Regions from separate parts of the Mus musculus genome. Here region 1 is linked to region 2. A link is a loop called in an ENCODE intact Hi-C map of the cell type or tissue named here. Cell type or tissue: left cerebral cortex. All regions are shown on one strand. Each heading gives the region's core, and the rest is flanking DNA. Links, peaks and the distances in the headings are about the cores only.

Region 1 (5,380 bases), core at 150-5,149, 61 kb after region 2:
CTCGTGGCTCATGCATGTAATCCCAGCATCTGGGAAGTGGGGGGCAGGGTGATCAGAAACTCAAGATTATTCTCAGCTACGTGGTGAGTTGGAGGCTAGCCTGGAATGCCAGAAACCCAGAGTTAAAAAGAAGGCAGGAGGGACAAACATTAAAGATGGGGGAAGGGGAATTATAGTTTTAATTATGAGTACATCCTACTCTAAGATGTCCTAGCCTGGGAGCATGAGGACCTGAGTTCAAATTTTCAGAATCCACTTACAAAGCTGGGTGTGGCTGCACGCACCTGTAACCCGATGCTTGGGATAGGGTGCAGAGTCGGGATGGAGGCTGTGACTTGCTGGCTGCCAACTCAGCTGCAGATTGTGTAGGAGCCCTCCCTCAGGGGAGTCAGGCAGAAAGGGATAGAATGGAAAACACCCAGCTTCCTCCACCCAATGCACATGTGCACACAGGAATACAAAGAAACAGGCACGCAAAATAATTATCTACAATATGTACACAATCACACCTGTTACCTGGATGGTGAAATTACAGCAAACCCTATATTCTTTGTTAAAGATGTACAAAAAAAAAACCAAACAACCAAACAAAAAAACAGCAAAAAATGAGCTCCAGGTTCAATGAAAAGACTTTTCCTCAAAAAGACAAGGTGGAGTCCTGAAGAAGAGATGGCTCAGTGATTAGCATTGCTAGCTGCTCTTCCAGACATCCTGAGTTCAAATCCCAGCAACCACATGGTGATTCACAACCATCTGTAATGGGATCTGATGCCCTTTTCTCACATACAAGTATACATGCAGATAGAGCACTCATATGCATTAGTTAAATAAATAAATAAATAAATAAATAAATAGGTAAATCTCTTAAGAAAACTACAAGGTGGAGAGAAGACTAAGGGAAGCATCCTGACAACTTCTGGTCTCCACATGTGCTCCTCAAACAAGCACACTCTCCCACTCCTCACACATTTATGCCCCCTCATGCATAAGTGTGTAACAGTTGTCATGAAGAGGTTGCAGGATTGCAAGACTTCTCCAGTGAAGGTATTTAAAAAAAAAAAAAATTCTCCTCACCCTAGAGAGGACACCAACAGACCAAAGAAGTAATCCCACCTAAGTCTAGCTTAGTGAACCAATGAATGTCCCAGGGCTCTTTAGGTGACCATAAGGGAGGAGTTACTTACAGGTGCGTGGGTCACAACTTATGAAAACTCACCTGAAATGCCCTGCACCACTTGCAAACAGCTTGGCTAATGGGAGAGTTTTCTTGCCGAGGCAATTGTTACTGCTTCAACAACCTTAAGGAGAGGTTTTGTGAATCTTGTAAGTTTCAGGAACTTCCAGGAACTCTTAAATTTCTTTAGCTTCTTCCATATTATAAGCCTCCCTTCTGAAGGGAATGCTTCCACAATAGTATAGATGCATAAACAAAAGTCATAGTAAAACTTGAAAATGTCGTACTATGAAAATTATGTAAACCATCATGTTCATGAAAACCCTAGAAGAGGGGTCACATGTGCAGCTCAATGGTAGAGTGTTTGCTTTGCATGCCCAAGGCCCTAGGGCTGGTCCCCAGCACCCCAAAAAAAGAAAAGAAAGGCGAAACTTGACAATACACAAAAGTAATACTCTAGTAGCTTTATTTTTGTTGCTGTGCCTTTTAATCTGTCAGGGTAGAATTAGTAGCTATACCTTTTCATCACAGCACTGAGGAGGCAGAGGTGGGCAGGCAAGCCAGTGCTGCATAGAGAAACCTCCATCTCAAAAGACATTAAAAAAAATGGAAGTAAGAAGTGGTATACCTAAGGGAAGAGATACATTATGTGTAATGAAGCTAGTGAAAATTGGGAAAAGAAAGAAAGAAGACCATGTTTATACTAGAGCACCAAGAATTTGGGAATCAGTTGTCCAAGAGCAAAGATACTGACCTAAAATTGAGTGATTCCAGGCATAGGCAGGTGGACACCGTGGGATTCTTTAAATAGAGCTCAGTCAAGTGAACACCAGGTTGTGGGGTGGGAGGTGAATAAAAAACATAGAAAAATGATATGCATGTGTAAGAATGGGAAAAGGTACGGTGGAAGCTCCTGATCCACCTGCCCTGAATGGAGGAGTTCATGGACAGGGTTGAAGTCAAAGGGATGAGTCTGAGACTCAACTCTGATCTAGAACACATATCTCCATCATTATCATCACCATCATTATCATTGTCATCATCACAGTCTCCACCATCACCACCATCATCACCATCATGATCACCACCACTACTGCCATCTCCTCTTGACGAGCTAGTGGTGGGCCAGGATGGATCAGAGACTCAAGAAAGTTAGAGCTGAAGGCATTCAAGTCCTTGCACACTTTGCCCATCACCACTATGGTGCTTTCAACCACAGCCGGGTTCATATCTCCGGGAGGCCCGATGCTGCTGCTGCAGGTTAAGCTTTCTTACCACTAGGTGGACTAGGGCTGTAACCCAGGCTCTGCTGTTTCCCCAATGTGATGTTTTGGGTAATCTCCTTTCAGATTCCTTTTCTCCATCTGCAGATAGGAATTGCCTTTGCCATAGGAATCTTCCAAAGTTTAGAGGAACCTGCATAGATAAAGTGCCTCGCTCAGAATACTTTCTATTCTAAGGTGGCTTATACACTTCTGTGTGCTTTTTCTTTCACTTTGCTATGAACTTAACTTCAAAAGCAGGAAATTTTTAAGTATTTAACAGATTCTCTGGCACACACATATTGCTCTGTAAATGTTCATTGTTGTCACTGTTGCTGTGGGCACAGTCATCGCAGAATGACCTCCTCGATGTCTCTAGGCCTCCTCCAACCTCACCCTGCTGTGCACACAGCTTTGCTCCTATTACTGTGTAGCAGCTGATGGGTTCTACAGCTCCTCCAAGGAAACGGCTCTAAGAAACCCAGCCCTAGAGCCCAGGTCCTGGCTCTTTCATGGTGGTCTCCTGCTCCTGACTTCAGTTTCTTTGATGGGCTGTTCATTGCTTGGGTGCTCTTATATGTTATTTAGGACTTTGCAGGCAAATGTGTTGTGAGTTTCTATAGGGCAGCTGTAGAGGACTCTCATATCCAGTGGGTCCTGGTTGAACCTGGTTAGATGCAAGGACTCTGTAAGCAACACATTTTGTCTCATGGTTGCAGCCTGGATGGAATAGGGTTACCACTCAAACAAGTCCCTATGGCTGTTTGCTTTAGCTGCTAAAAGCCAGAGTCCCAGGACTCATCTTTATCCAGGGCAAGGAGAACATCTGGGAGTTGGTCATAGCAATCCTTTCCACATATCTCTCTCTCTCTCTCATTCTCTCTCTCTCTCTCTCTCTCTCTCTCTCACACACACACACACACACACACACTACATTTGAACTTCACCTCACAACATTTTGAAATTTCTGTTTTTTATTTCATTTTATGTGTATAGGTGTTTTGCCCAAGAGTGTCTGTCTGTCTGTCTGTCTGTGTATCACTTGCATGCCTGGTGCCCGTGATATCCAAAAGAGGGTGTCAGTTTCCTTAAAACTGGAGTTACAGATGGCTGTGAGCTGCCGTGTAAGTGCTGGGAACTGAACCTGGGACCTCTGGATGAGCAGCCAGTGCTCTTTACCATTGAGCCATTTTCCAGCCCCTTATATTTTTATTTTTATTTTAAGCATATACGTGTTTTACCTGTACAAATGTCTACGCACTATGTGCATGTCTGGTGCCTGGGGATACCAGAGGAAGGCATCAGATCCCCTGGAGTTGGAGTTACAGATGATTGTAAACTGCCATGTGGGTGCTAAACCAGGGTCCTCTGGAAAAGCAGCCTGTGCTCCTAACCACTGAGACATTTCTCCAGCCATCCCTTGAGATACTTTTTGAGATTGGGGGGGGGGGTTGTTTTGTTTTGTTTTTTATTTTGGAGACAGGGTTTCTCTGTGTAGCCCTGGCTATCCTGGAACTCACTCTGTAGACCAGGCTGGCCTCGAACTCAGAAATTCACCTGCCTCTGGCTCCCAAGTGCTGGGATTAAAGGTGTACGCCACCACCGCCTGGCTTGAGAATCCTGTTGATAGATGTTGTCCTTCCCAGCTTATTGAAGAAGTGTGATTCTAAGGGTTCGGGGGTACAGTGGCTTATGCCTATAATTCCAGCAATCCAGAGTTGAGTCGAGATTACCACAAGTTCAAGAACAATTTAGCTTCTGGGTCAGACTCTGTCTCAAAAACAAAACAAAATGAACAAGCAAAAAGAACAGGAGGAAAAGGAAGAGAAGAAGGGGGAGCTCAGAGAAGCTAAGAGTTTTCTAGAATTTTCTAGAATTATTCAGCTGCTAGAGGTAGTATAGCTAATATCAGAGTTTCAGATTCTTTCATACCATGTCTTTTGGAGACGGAAAACATTTTTTAAAGTTCTGATACCTCATACAATTGAGTGCATTAGTTAGTTTATCATAATCTGTATCCCCACAGGAGACCCTCACAGCTTAGGAATGCTGTCCTGTAAGGGCAGGAAGGAATTGAGAACAGGACCCACTGGCCTTCCCAACCAGAAATTACTTACGCATGCTGAAAACCAGCCTAGAGCAGAGCTACAAACTACAGATCATGTGAGGTTCGAACAAAACACAAGCACCTATTAAATACAAAGTGCCAGTCAAAACAGCTAAGACTTTCAATTCTGCCATGAGAAGCTAAAGTTTTTATTCATTGACACCCAAGTCCACTTAAGCCTAAGAGATTTACAAGAGAGCTGAGTGTGGTGGTGTATGCATGTAATGCCAGCACTCAGGAGGCTAAAACAGGAGGATCTGGAGCTTAAGGTCAGCCCAGGCTACAAAATGAGTTCAAGGCCAGTTAGGACTAAGTGACACCTTATTTAAAAGAAGAAGAGGAAGAGGAAGGAAGAAGAGAAAATAATCTTGAGATGGTAATGCACACCCTTATACTCAGAACTCAGGAAACAGGCATGAGGATCTCTGTGAATTCAAGGCCAGCCTGGTCTATGAAGCAATAGAGTTCCAGGCCAGCAAGAGCTACACACATAGTTTTTTTTTTGTTTGTTTGTTTTTTTTGGTTTTTCGAGACAGGGTTTCTCTGTATAGCCCTGGCTGTCCTGGAACTCACTCTGTAGACCAGGCTGGCCTTGAACTCAGAAATCCGCCTGCCTCTGCCTCCCGAGTGCTGGGATTAAAGGCGTGCGCCACCACGCCCGGCTAGCTACACACATAGTAACGCCTTGTTTAAAAGCAAAATTAAGGCCTTGTAGAAATTTGGCTCAACAAGAAAGTAAATATTTGGCTTGTAATGGAGTGAGGTATTCCAGACCAAACTTTAGGTCTGAGTCCTTAAAGACCACCTCTCCCTTCAGCATGATAAGGTAGGATTGGA
Region 2 (5,380 bases), core at 290-5,289:
CTGCACTATTCTTAGCAATGGACATATGCAAACTTACTTCATGCCCTAAACAACACTTTTGTGCTTTACAAATAAGGAAGCTGAGGCATAGATAAATTAAATAACCTGTCCAAGGACTTACGACTGGTAAAAGGCAGGGCCTAGCTCCGAACCCAGACAACCTGGCCAATAGGGCACCATGGGAAAAAGTCAAAAGGATGTCACATGCATGACTTATTTTTTTGATACAGGGCATCTCTACTATGTAGCTCTGGCTGTCTCGGAACTCACTAGTAGAGCAGGCTGGCCTCGAACTCATGGAGATCCATCTGCCTCTGCCTACAGAGTACTGAGATTAAAGGTATGCATCTGTAAGGATGGCACATGTGTGAGTTTTTAATAGTAGTCTCAAAGGACAGGATCAACTCCAACAGATGTCAGGATCCAAAGATGCTGAAGTCTCTTATCCAGAATGGACTGGTACCCACATGGAGTCCACACATCCTCCTGTATGAAGCCCATCTTCTCTGGATTACTTATGATGTCTAACACTCTGCAACACTGTGTAAGCAAAAGTTACCCTGTGTCATCCCAGGAATAAGAGCAAGCAAAGGGGCCTGCACCTGTGCAATGCAGGTACGGTTTGAAACATATGTATTGCTGGGCATGATGGTGTATGTCTTTAAGCCCAGCACTCAAAAGACAGGAGCAGGTGGATCTCTATGAATCCTAGGCTAGCCGGATCTACAGAGCAAGACCCAGGCCAGCAAGGACTACATGGTGAGGCTCTGTCCAAAACTATGTGTATTTTCAATCCAAGGTAGGTTGAATCTGGATATGAAACCCAGAAAGGTCAATTACATACACAAAACCCACAGATTACTTCTAATCGTATGAAACTGAAGAGATGGCCCAGTCTATAAAGTGCTTGCCAAACAAGCATGAGGACTTGGGTTCAATCCCCATCCATGTGATATGTGTGTGTGTGTGTGTGTGTGTGTGACTGGAGTGCACACCTGTAATCCCAGTCCTGAGGAGCCACAGACAGAGGTCCCTGTGGTTCGCTGACTAAACAATCTAGCAGAAGTGGCAAGCCAATAAGAGAGTGTCTCAAAACTAAGGGGAACAAAAGGAATAAATGAGCTGGAGAGTAGTCGAGTGGAGAGCAGCTGAGAAAGACACCAAACATCAACCCCTGGTCTCCATACACATGGGAACATATACATTCTTACTACCCCTGGCCTCCACACACACAGGAACATATTCATCTATACTACCCTGGCCTCCATACACAGGGGAACACATACATCTATACCACCCTGGCCCCATACACACAGAGACACAGACGTCTATACTACCCTGGTCCCCATACACACAGGAACATACCATACATACACACACAAAATAAATTCTGACATATGCTGCAACACCAATGGATCTGGAAGCCTCTATAGTAAGTGGCCATGGGAAAGAAGATGATAGGGAATGAAGAGCTATTATGGAGTGGGTGCAGAGATCCATTTACGATAATAAAGTGCACACTGATGCACAGCAAGGCTCGAGCGCCTAATACCACTGAGCGATGCACCTAAGGGGCTAACAAGGTATGTTTTGGAAATGTAGCTCCTAGCATGGACACCCACTCTGCATAAACCATGCATGGTGGCGTAAGCCTGTAATCCCAGCATTTGGGACGTGGAGGCAAGAAGAGGGTTAGAAGTTCAAGGTTTTTCTTAGCTACATAATGAGTTTAAGGTCAGACTGGGCTAGGTGAGACTCTGTCAGAAGGGAGAAGAGAGAGAGGGAGTCAGAGAGGGAGGGAAGAAGGAAGGAAGGGAGGGAAGGAGAAAGGGAGGGAGGAAACTTTTTCTATTATATATATTATATTAAAATGAAAAGAGTTGGTGAATGTTAGATTAAAATGATAGCTGTCAGCTGAGGGTGTCGCTCAGCCCTGGAGCACCTGCCTGGCATGCACGAGGCCAGGTTTAAGTTCCAGATCCACATCAGAACTGTTAGCAATGGTCCATCCGTTTTGGGCCTCAAGTATCCAGATGCCTAGCACAGCACTACCTAAGGCAGGGAGGGAGGGAGGAGAGAAGGAAGGGGAAGTCCTGAGTTTAGAGGAGACAAGGAAGCCAGCTCAGAAGGCAGGAAGGCCCTGGAAGCCTGCAGCGCAGGCTTTCCATCTTCCCTCCCCCTCATTCTCCTGTTTGCCACACAGTGGTTGCTATGGAAACAAGGGGCACCTTGGGCTCCTAGAGCTCAGCCCAGGTGCTGCTACTCTGGGAATAATACCAGCATGTAAGAGAAAGGCCCAGTCCTCAGGGCTTTGTGTACACACACACACACACACACACACACACACACACACACAGACACACACACACTCGTCTACCCCCAGCGCCTCCTGTCTGTCTAGTGACCTCTGTCGTCATCGGGTAGACGTGAGTGGATGCGCACATCAATCCAGCTTGCTCTGGTGGGTCCGTGGGGGTGTTTACAGTCCTGTGGGCATGTCGTGCGGTTCTGTATGCGATCACACAGCCCAGGACTATTGTACACCACCAGAAGCACTATGATTAGACACCGTGCTCCACGCTTCTCCTGAGCTATCACGCTCAAAGCTCACAGCAGCACCGTGTGTAGCACTATTAATATTCACTGGTAAGGAAACTGGAGCACAGGAAGGTTGTGTGGTTTCCCTAAGTACACCCAGAGCATGTGAACCTGACCACTGGATCTGCACTGTGGGAACAGAGCTTAAAATATATATATGTATTTGCTTATTTTAGCCAAGGTGTACCCTTTAATCCCAGCACTTGGAAGGCAGAGGCATGCAGAGCACTATGAGTTCGAGGCCAGCCTGGTTTACAGGGTGAGTTCCAGGACAGCCAGGGCTACAGAGAGAAACCCTCAAAAGAGAAAAAAAAACAAACAAAAAAAATGTATTTTTACTTTATGTATATTAGTGTTTGCCTGCATGTATGTCTGTGTACCACATGCATACCTGAAACCTGGAGAGGCCAGGAAAGGACACTAGATCTCCTGGAACTGGAGTTACAGAGGGTTGTAAACTGCCATGTAGATGCTGGGAATTGAACCCTGGTCCTTTGCCAGAGTATCCGGTGCTCTTAACCCCTGAGTCATCTTCCCCAGACCCAAAGGTGAAAGCCCTTTAAACAAACTAGATCCCAAGCAGCTGTGGCCTACCTCACCTCAAGGACCACGTCCTGCCGTGGTAACAAACACCAAGGCTTCTTGAGCCCCACCCAAGGGTGATAAAGAGGAGTCCCTCAGATGGGGCCCAAGGAGCTGCCTTTTAACCCAGCCCCTGGACTGATCTGCCTGGCCAGCAGAGTAACCAGCCACTGATTCAACCTACACTGGTCATAGCAGAATGGAGGTGGGGCTGTACCTCCTGAATCCAGCTCCTGAGCTCAGTAACTAACAGGCCTGTGAAACTCCTCCTGCAGCCGCAGCTCCTGTCTACCACAGGCATCTAAAGGCAGCCAAGCACCCAGGCCAAGCCAGCTGCTGTCAGCATCCTCCTCCCCAAGGGCAGGGCCCCGCAAGTCAGTTATGTGGCTTTGTGGCCTGCCAGGCGCGGATTTCCGCCCACTCCACCCTCTCAGAATGAGTTGGGTGTGGGGCGGAGGCTCACACAGTGGGTAGCCTGCCTATTCACAGATCAGCCAGAGGCAGGGAGGCAAGCCACCTGGCCAGGGCAACAAACACTGCAGAAAGCTCCTGCTGGCTCTGACCTCGGGGAATAAGAGCAGACAGAAGCCATATAGAGACAGCATTCACTGTGCCCCTGACCAGAGAAACTCTCTCTGCTCCGGGAGGCTGAGGAAGCAGTGGCTGTGTACACCAGGAGTGAAGGAAGCTAAATCAGGAAAGGAAGGGTGGAGGCATATTTGCAAGAAAGCAAATCCAGAAACTGACAGAGGTGAGATTTGAACCTGAGATTACTAAATTGCTTCAGGTCATCCAGCAGGTGGAGACAGGATTTAAACCCAGACTGCCTGCCTCCGAAATCTACAAAGTAACCCACTGGTTGGTAGACCCTGTTCTGCACACATGCTTATGGATGGTAGGGAGGCTATGACCTCAAAAGTTCAGTTAAACCTGGAGATGGTTTTCCTTGCCACAGCTAGAAGGTGTGTGGTATTGGCAATAGGTGGGTAGAGATCCGGAGATTTTGTTAGACATCCTACAGGGACCAGGACAGACACCGCCCCCGTACCCCACCCCACCCCCAGGGACCATCCAGACCACTGTGAAGAGTGGAGCCCTGGATTAGTGTGACAGACCCACCTGGAGCCCCCACCTGACCCATGGGCCACCATCATGCTTGTCAGTCCCTGGAGAGAGGGGTTCTCAAACTTCACTGCCTACAAATGTCATTCATGAGTCCTGAGAAGGTGCAGGTGCCAGGTTCCTCCAGAAGCCTCTGATTTCATTGACATTGACTTTATTGTTTATTGTCTGTTTGTTTCCCAGAAACTAGGCCTTTCTTTGTAATCCAAGCTGGCCTTGAACTCAGATCCTCCTGCTTCAGCCTCTGAGAGCTGGGAGGACAGGCTTGTAGCGCCCACCACGCCTGGCTGGTGATTAGAATTTTCAGTCACCAGATGACAATCTCCAGATGCACAGACAGTTGGAGGTCACTACCTTGTGGAAAGCAAGCAAGGATCTTACTACTGGCGGTGAACCTAAGACAGTTGATGAGCATTCCACAAAGAGAAGGCCCAGCAAGCTCCACAGGACCATGACTACCAACCTCACCCCTACCAGAGATGGGGGTCGACCCCACAACAGCTCCTGGAGACAAGCGCTAAAGGAGTCTGCATACCTGCATCTGACTCCCCAGACCAGGACAGTTCAGTGGCTTTTGAGTTGAGGACTTGATCACGCTGGCAGAGACAGGGGGGAGGAGATTAACTTCCCGGCTGCCATCACTGTCTGGGCAGGAGATAATGGGCCTGAATTAGGAGACAGGAGGACCAGCCCTACATGAGTCAGAGGCTTCTCAGCCCGGAGAGGGAGGAAGCACTGGATATGAAAAAGAGAAAGGTTAATTGGGAAGGAGCCAGCCTGGGAACAGAGCCGGAAATGATCAGGCAGTCACTGAGGGGACAAGAACTGGAAAGGGGAAAGGGTTGGGGAATCAGCTGCAGAAGCAAAAGCAGAGGCTAGGGCTTAGCACATCAAGGCCAAGGTCAGCCACAGGTAAACCCAAAGCCTGCCCATGCTCTTTCTTAGCTCAGAAGTTACTTGTCCTGACTTTGCCCAAACTCCAGACCTCCAGCAAGGTAGCAGTGAGATTAACAAGACCAGTCTGGGCACGCCAGAGGCTGCAGCAAGGGGGTCGCAACTTCAAGGCCAGCCTGGGCAG

Evidence for each region. Hi-C counts contacts between places; a loop is a spot of excess contacts. Peaks named below come from ENCODE experiments on the same cell type or tissue, not always from the same donor. Only the 100,000 strongest peaks of a DNase experiment are listed, where the experiment ranks them.
Region 1: it touches region 2 in a loop (2.2-fold over the local background); 2 of 42 quality-filtered maps call a loop at or near these places.

The regions. Positions count from the first base shown.
Region 1 is chr11:74,613,308-74,618,687 of GRCm38, forward strand. It overlaps Gm50590 (a long non-coding RNA gene), which reads right to left. Exons shown (of 3, transcript XR_001780261.2): 3 at 3,328-4,206. Among named protein-coding and RNA genes, the nearest start is that of Ccdc92b, 3.6 kb to the right of the region's middle. In left cerebral cortex, for the core only: a CTCF peak has its summit at 2,447; a DNase peak (open chromatin) is centred at 357.
Region 2 is chr11:74,552,645-74,558,024 of GRCm38, forward strand. The region is part of intron 2 of Rap1gap2 (RAP1 GTPase activating protein 2); the gene reads right to left. Among named protein-coding and RNA genes, the nearest start is that of Rap1gap2, 35 kb to the right of the region's middle. In left cerebral cortex, for the core only: no CTCF peak of the experiment used is centred there; DNase peaks (open chromatin) are centred at 2,218, 2,424, 3,608, 4,636 and 1 more place; H3K4me3 peaks cover 307 bases; H3K27ac peaks cover 3,680 bases.